2 separate regions of the Mus musculus genome follow, and region 1 is linked to region 2. Evidence: chromatin contacts called from ENCODE Hi-C data. All regions are on one chromosome and are shown on one strand. Each heading gives the region's core, a stretch centred on a gene start or an enhancer-like site at or near the end of the contact. The rest is flanking DNA. Distances are from core to core; before and after follow the strand shown.

What was found. Hi-C counts contacts between places; a loop is a spot of excess contacts on that map.
Region 1: a loop to region 2 is called in a map of heart, with 1.9 times the contacts of the local background. The contact joins the promoter of Fbln1 here to the enhancer-like site in region 2. A Hi-C loop is called at or near these places in 2 of 37 maps with a recorded cell type or tissue (T-helper 17 cell and heart).

Annotation. Positions count from the first base shown.
Region 1 is chr15:85,204,751-85,208,074 of GRCm38, reverse strand. Fbln1 (fibulin 1) reads right to left here and starts at 2,067. Exons shown (of 17, transcript NM_010180.2): 1 at 1,863-2,067. The coding sequence starts at 1,941.
Region 2 is chr15:85,170,511-85,174,107 of GRCm38, reverse strand. No RefSeq gene overlaps it. Among named protein-coding and RNA genes, the nearest start is that of Gm19277, 16 kb to the right of the region's middle. Within about 2 kb of position 1,872, at least 1 of the 3 ENCODE cell types and tissues checked has a DNase peak (open chromatin) inside an H3K27ac peak, as active enhancers do; it is heart, where a contact is called at or near this core.

The DNA of each region.
Region 1 (3,324 bases), core at 818-3,317, 34 kb before region 2:
CAGCTCACAGCCACATGTTTCTGCCAAGGGCTCAGGGCCTTTGTTCTCCCTCCCAACAGGACTTTTCTTTTAATCAGTCGGAAACTGCAAGCTGGAGCCAGAGGCCAAGAAAGCCTTGGAGAAAACACAACTGTTTCTCCCAACACCTCCCCACCCCCCTACACCCCGTCTGCTCCCTACACCCTCAGCTGGTCCTGAGGCAGCCAAGCCCAACAGGACAGATAGTCACAGGACAGTCATGGGCTGACTCTGTCCCTTAGCAAGAAAAAAATCAGGGCTCTTCTGCATATATATACAAATATATACACAGCCAATGGGGGACAAGTGAATGGCCAACAGGGTACTCTGCTGGGCTGGCTTCCCTAAGGTCCTTTTTAGATGTCAGCTTTCTCGCCCACCCCACAGCTCTCTGGGGCCTGAGATCAGGGTCTCCTGGCCTTGCTACAGGCTGCAGGAAGGGACCAAGCAGCTTCAAACCCTTTTCTAAGATCATACCAAACTGAACTAACCAAACTCAAGGCAGCTTCCCCTACAAGCCACAAAATGGGCCTGAGTGACTCTAGGAGACACGACTCTGAGTACCACATCTTTCCACCTGTCTCCTTTCTGCAGCAATATGGGGGTATCAGAGGTCCCTGCCATTTGCAACGGGTGTGCCTCCTCCCTTATTAAAAGTCCTCTCTGGTTTTCACTCTCCCTGGCAGGGATTCAAATGCCTTCTTTGGCCCACAGACCCACCTCACCATCTCTGGTCCAAGCACACAATCTGCTCCAAGAAGCCTCCCTGAACTCTGAGGGGCTGCAAAGCTCTTGGCACCAACTCAGGCCTATGAGCCTACCCACCCTGTCTCCTACACTGAGAAGTGACCCAAGATGTGCCAAGGCTGTAGCCAGTGCCCGGAACAGCCAGAACTCCTCCAGGATTCAGGACCAGCCAGCCCCTTCTCCCTCCCCTCTGCCTCTCTCTAAGACTCCTCCCAGTCGTTAGTTATCACAACCAGTGACCTTTTGACTAAAAGGGTCAGAGAGTTCAAAAGAAACTAAGCTAACCCAGGAATAAAGAATAAGAGATCAAGAAGGTGGTGTGGATCTAGGGCCCCCTGCAGAAACAAAGACTCCAGGAGGGCCAGGCTTGGCTCTGAGAACCCCTTAATCACAAGAGGTTAAAGGTCATAGATTTACAACCCCATTGCTTCTCTGATAGACAGGTAAAGTGCTTGCGTCAGGCCTTGCAGCTTTTGGACTGAGAAAAGTACAGCCTAGGTGGACCCTACTCCATTCTAAGTTTCCTGTACTGGGGACGTGATTCTGGGCCACTAATCTGCTACTACGGTGAACCAGCAGGGAAGAGGTGGCCAGCTCCCAAACCTCTGGGATGTTTCTCTATTTTCTGTTTTCTTTCTGCCCCCATCTCTGTCTTCCTGTCTCAGTTTGTTCAGGGGCAAAATGGGTGCAGTAGTTCCTCCCGCACCCACCTCCCACCCCCACCCCCGAGGGTAGGGGTTGGAGGCGGTTTAAAAGATGCACTAAAGTTACTTCCAGTACAGAGCACTTCCCACCCCCACGGCCCAGCAGGCGATCTGCCTTCACCAACAGAGGACCCGGCTTCGTGAACCCGCAGGAGGATCTGTTTGGAAGGTTAAAGATTTAAAGCAAGTCCCCCTAGTGAGGAGGGCATTGGAGCCGAGCCGGAAGTATTGGGGGGGGGGGGTCGTGGGCCTGGATTCCACGCAGCTCTGGGGACCGTGCGATGACCCCTGGGTGCAGCGCGCGCTCCGGAGCATCGGGGGCTGCAAACTTCCAGGGAGCTTGGGGCCTGGGTGGGGACCTAGTGCGGGGCCGTGGGCCCGGGGCTCCCCTACCTCGGGCTGCCAGCAGCGAGAGGCTGCTGAGCAGCAGCAGCGGCAGCGGGACGAGGCGCGACGGCACGGGGCGCTCCATGGGGCTGGCGGGCTCCGGCGGCGGACAAAGGCACGGCGGGCAGCGGCTACACGCTCGAGCCAGGCCTGGGCAGCCAACGCGAGGCTCCTGCGCGCCGCGTTCAATTATCCCGCCCGGAGGAGGCGCGGCGGGGGCGGGGCCCGCGGGGACCCTCCCTTCAGCACTGCGCAGCTGGAGCACGCCGCCACCCAGACTCTCCTGCGGGGATGCAGGCAGAGCGCAAAGCTCAGAGACGTGCCACCCACCTACAGGCAGAAAGTCACGTGAAAAGTGTCTAACCTAAATTGTCAGGATAGCGGGCAGCCGTAGGCTAGACCAGCAGAAGCCTGCTTGTGTAGACTCCCTGGCAGCCGCCAGACAGTTTAGAGGACTCTCTGATTTATTTAAAAAAAAAAAAAAGAACAATAAAATTTTTTTTTTAAAAGCTGGGAAAATGGCTCGCTCGATGGCTCAGTGGATAAGACACTTGCTGTGAAGACAAGAGGACCTGAGCTCAAATTTCCAGCATTCATGTAATATAAATAAATGCAAAAAAATTTAGACTTTCAACTGGATGTGATGGCACACGCCCAACACTCCAAAGGCAGAGGCAGGAAAATCTCCTGAGCTAGTTCTGTAGATCGAGTTCCAGGACAGCCAGGGATACACAGACAAACACTGTCCGGAAATACAAACAACAAGATTAAAGTAAAAACAAACCCACTACAGGTAAATTTGGAGGACCATAGGACCCCAGTTAGCTGATTGCGTGGGACAAGCAATTCAAACGCAGGGATTAGGCTCCGCTGGAATAATTGTGCATATCTGCAAACAGACTAGCGCTAGATAGACCGTCCATAATGTCCAGTGGGAGTCATCCAACATCCTCCACAGTGAATGAATACTCAGGGGCGTAATCACACACTAGGACCTTAAACTCGGAAGGTGCAGAGTGGGACCAACCACAGATGAACTTTGGCTGTGTAGGTCTCCTTGTAGAAAGGACAGAGCGGGTCAGAGGTTAGGAGACTGGTGTTCCTGGGCAGAGTAGAGGCAGCGGCAGCAGCTGAGGAGTAGGTCCCTTAACATAGTCAGCGTGTGGAAACTTACCAGGGTGTTCATTTACGAAATATGCCCTTCTGTTTTAATTCGAGAAGGGGGCATCATGCTCTGTTGCCCAGGCTAGCCTTGACCTCCTGGACTCCAGTGACCCCCCACTTCCTCCTAGGTAGCTCCTCCTAAGTAGCTCAGTCTACAGGCGTGCACCACTGTGTTTAGCTATCTTTAAGTGAAACCTCCTTTCAAAAGATGCGAGAAGCCAGAGGTTTGCAGAGAGACCAGGGAGGCTGGAGGAAGAGCCTGCTGACTGAGTTCAGTTCAGGAGGCCTCCCAGAAGTGAGGCAC
Region 2 (3,597 bases), core at 623-3,122:
AATTATGCCTTCTCTACACCCTTTTCTTCGTACAGAATTCCATGTGACAACTATCCCCAGAGTTCTGCTGAGATCTTCCGTAAGGCTTTCTTCTGTTGTTCTGATTGGACGATTTCTATTTTTCTATATTTCTGTTTATAGAATCTGTTTCCTTTTGTGATTTACAATTACTTGCCGGGGCTCTATTTTTCTTTTCTTTTTCAGACGTAATTGCCTTCTGAACCGCTGATATCATCATGGTCTCCAGACCTCCTCCTGATAACCCACCATTCCCGCTGCCCTGTGGCTATATCTATCTCTTGTCCTTTTTCACGCCGATCGCGATCTTTCTGGCAGTTGGTAGGATGATGAGTGATTTTCCCGTTGAAACCTGAACAGTTTCACATTTCATATGAGACTCTGGATCTTATTTAAGTGACCCGCCACAGCTGGCTCTTTCTTGTACAGCAGGAAAAGGGGAAAAGGCCAGCCTTCCTGCTCAGTTGTCCCTGATACACTAGGGTGGGAGAGCTCTGCTCCTTGTCACTGCTGAGTGGAAGTGACAGATCCACCAGCCTCATCCACCATTATCTGCCCAGAGCCATGGAGCTGGTGGAGGGGCAGCTCTGTCATCAGGGGACATGATGAAAGTCTTGTATCCCTGTAGGAACGAGAAAAGTGCCTTGCTATTCTAGGCGAGAGATCTCTCTACTGACGCCATGGCAAGGAACCTGTTCCCCCTGGCAGGAATGAAGGTCTTGCTCTCTGCCCTGCCTTCTGCAAAGCCAACTGACAAGATGTCTGGACATTTCACAGGACATGGCATGCGTGTGGTAGTCCCAACCCATCCTCGGTGTCTCTCCCCACCTCTGACTGTTGTGTTTAGTGAAAGTACGCCATTATTCTGTCTTGGTAGGCTGCAGTGTCCTAGCTCTGTTTGGCTGAATTTACTCTGTGCCTATTAGTGAGTGGTTCTGGATGGTAACTTCCTGGGCTCCTCCTTAGGTCCGGAAGTCCCTACTTGGCCCCAACCTCTCTGTCAATCTGTGTCCAGGGTTTCCAGTTGCACTTGCTGGCGGACACGAGGGTAGTACATCCATCTATTTGCCCCAAACAGTCTCTCTGTGTTGTTTTCCAAAACTTTCTGTCAATTTTAATTTTTTTTCAAAATATGAAATCAAAAAGAAAGTTGTTGGGATGGTTCATCAGATAAAGTGCTTACCACACAAACATAAGGACTCTAGTTCAATTTCCCAGAGCCCAAGTGACAACCAGGCCAATGTGGGGGCCACCCGCAATCCTGAGGTGTGGAAAGCGGGCATCCCTGGGGCAAGCTGGCTAGTTACACTACCCAAATTGGTGAGCTTGTAGTTCAGTGAGAGACCCTGCCTCAACAAATAACGTGGAAAACAACTTTAGCTTTCCTTGTGCACATTCTTGTGCACGTGCATCTGTGTAAATGCACATACACACATAAGCATGCCCACATACACGCAAACACAGGGATGGCTCGGCAGGTAGGAGGTCCTATCACCAGGAGCAAGCTCACCTGGGCATTAGGATACCCACAACACCAGCCGTGCTAAGAGGGGCTGCATAGACAGGTCTGGGAGGGTGGCTCAGAGTGGCTGCATAGACAGGCCTGGGAGGATGGCTCAGAGTGGCCACATAGACAGGTCTTCATGGTGAGACCCTGGTCAGCCAGTGAGGCCCAACAAAGTGAATCTTAGAGCTGAAGAGTCTGCAGAGGAGCCTGCTTGACCCTGTCTACTACAAGAGGCAAGGCCACAGGCCGAGCTGCAGTGGGTGTGAGAGACACTGAGCTGGGAAAGTCCATCTGGCTGTGGACAGCCAGGCTGAGGGTGGGGGCCCAGTTGGCCAGCCAGACTCCTGGCTGGAGAAGATTGGAAACATCTGGAAGCATCAATCCCTTCATCCCAATGGATGTTGGGACGCCAAACAAGCTCTGCAGTAAGCCTGCACAGGCTGGGTGGAGTTCTCTCTCTCTCTCTCTCTCTCTCTCTCTCTCTCTCTCTCTCTCTCTCAATCTTCCAAGTAGACTATCTATTTGGATGTGTTGTTTAACTTCAGAATCCCCGGGAGAAGTCATGAGCATCTTAAGTTCAAAGACATATTGATTCGCCCTACCCAGACAGCGGGCTGGATTCGTGAATCAAGAAAACCATACCTGCTAGGTAGATGCAGCAATTTTTGTATCTTTATTTTTATTCTCTTTCCAAGCCATGGCCCTGAGGCGATGAAACTCAGCTGCTGCTCCTAACTGTGTCCCATCCTGTAGAAGACACAGAGCTGAATGAGATCCAGGTAGGAAGAGACTCCGGAGCTACCACATATGTGGGTGTGCGTGCCATAATGCTGAGAAATTGGATCCATGGAGACCACTCCTTAAAGCAGTGGTTCTCAACCTTCCTAATGCTGCGACCCTTTAGTGCTGTTCCTCGTGTTCTGGTGAGCTCCCCCCCCCTCCCCAGCCATAAAATGATGCCTATTGCTACTTTATAACTATAATTTTGCTTCTGTTATGAATCATAATTTTTAGAGATAGAGGTGTGCCAAAGGGGTTGTGACCCACAAGTTACGAACCACTGCCTTAAAGTTACCGTTCCCTTTAGACTTTCCTAGGACTCTACCTAACTCCAGGTCTTTTGATTCAATGGCCACAGCCTCCATCTGCTCCCCCACCCCACCCCGTGGGTCCCAGACATTGGTCCTGTGTTCTCCTCCCTCTCCTTTGTGTTGATTTAATCTTAACTCCTTACATCTGGATTTACATCTCCAGCCAAGCTGTCCTCCCTCCAAATAGATACACACCCCCAACAGTGCCTCTTACATGCTTGCCTGTTTCTCCAAATGGTGTGTGTGTGTGTGTGTGTGTGTGTGTGTGTGTGTGTGTGTGTGCTGTAATGGCTGAATCATACCCCTGCCACCCAAATCCAAAGCCCCAGGACCTTAGCACCTGACATACTTGGAGTTGGTAAAGCACTGATGTTTAGTGAGGTCATTGTGTCCTAATCCATTTTGATGCTGTCATTACAAGGACAGGAGAGCATACAAACACACAAAGCAACATCCATCCAAGGACACAAGGAGAAGATGGCTGCCTATAAATAGCCAAGAAAAAAAAAGGACTCAGAAGAAACCAGCCCTGGAGACATCGTTTCTGTTTTCTAGAAATGCTAGATGCCTCGTCCTACACTGCTTGGTGCTGGAAATTCGAGTGGGCAATGAGCAATGAAGAAAGGACAGGTACTCATACAGAAAATCTGAGGCTGGGCGGGCAGGGCGGGCTCTGCTTGCTCTGCTGGAGAGCACCGACTGCAGCCTGGAAACACAGCACACTTATTTTATCCACTGTCTCAACGGAGGAGGAGGCAGGGTTGTTGAATACGACTGCATAAAGAGACAGGTTTAGCTACTCGGTCCCTGTAGGGGACCAGTCTCAGGCTGCAGACATCCCCAGAAGGAAGGAGGAGCATCTGTCCTTCATAGACACTTGTGTACTCAGACCAAGAGAAGGCATTGACAGTTTCCTGCGCTTAACCCAGGGAAGGCTTTGGCATGTCGGTGGACCTGAGGCATTAGGATCTTGCCATGGCC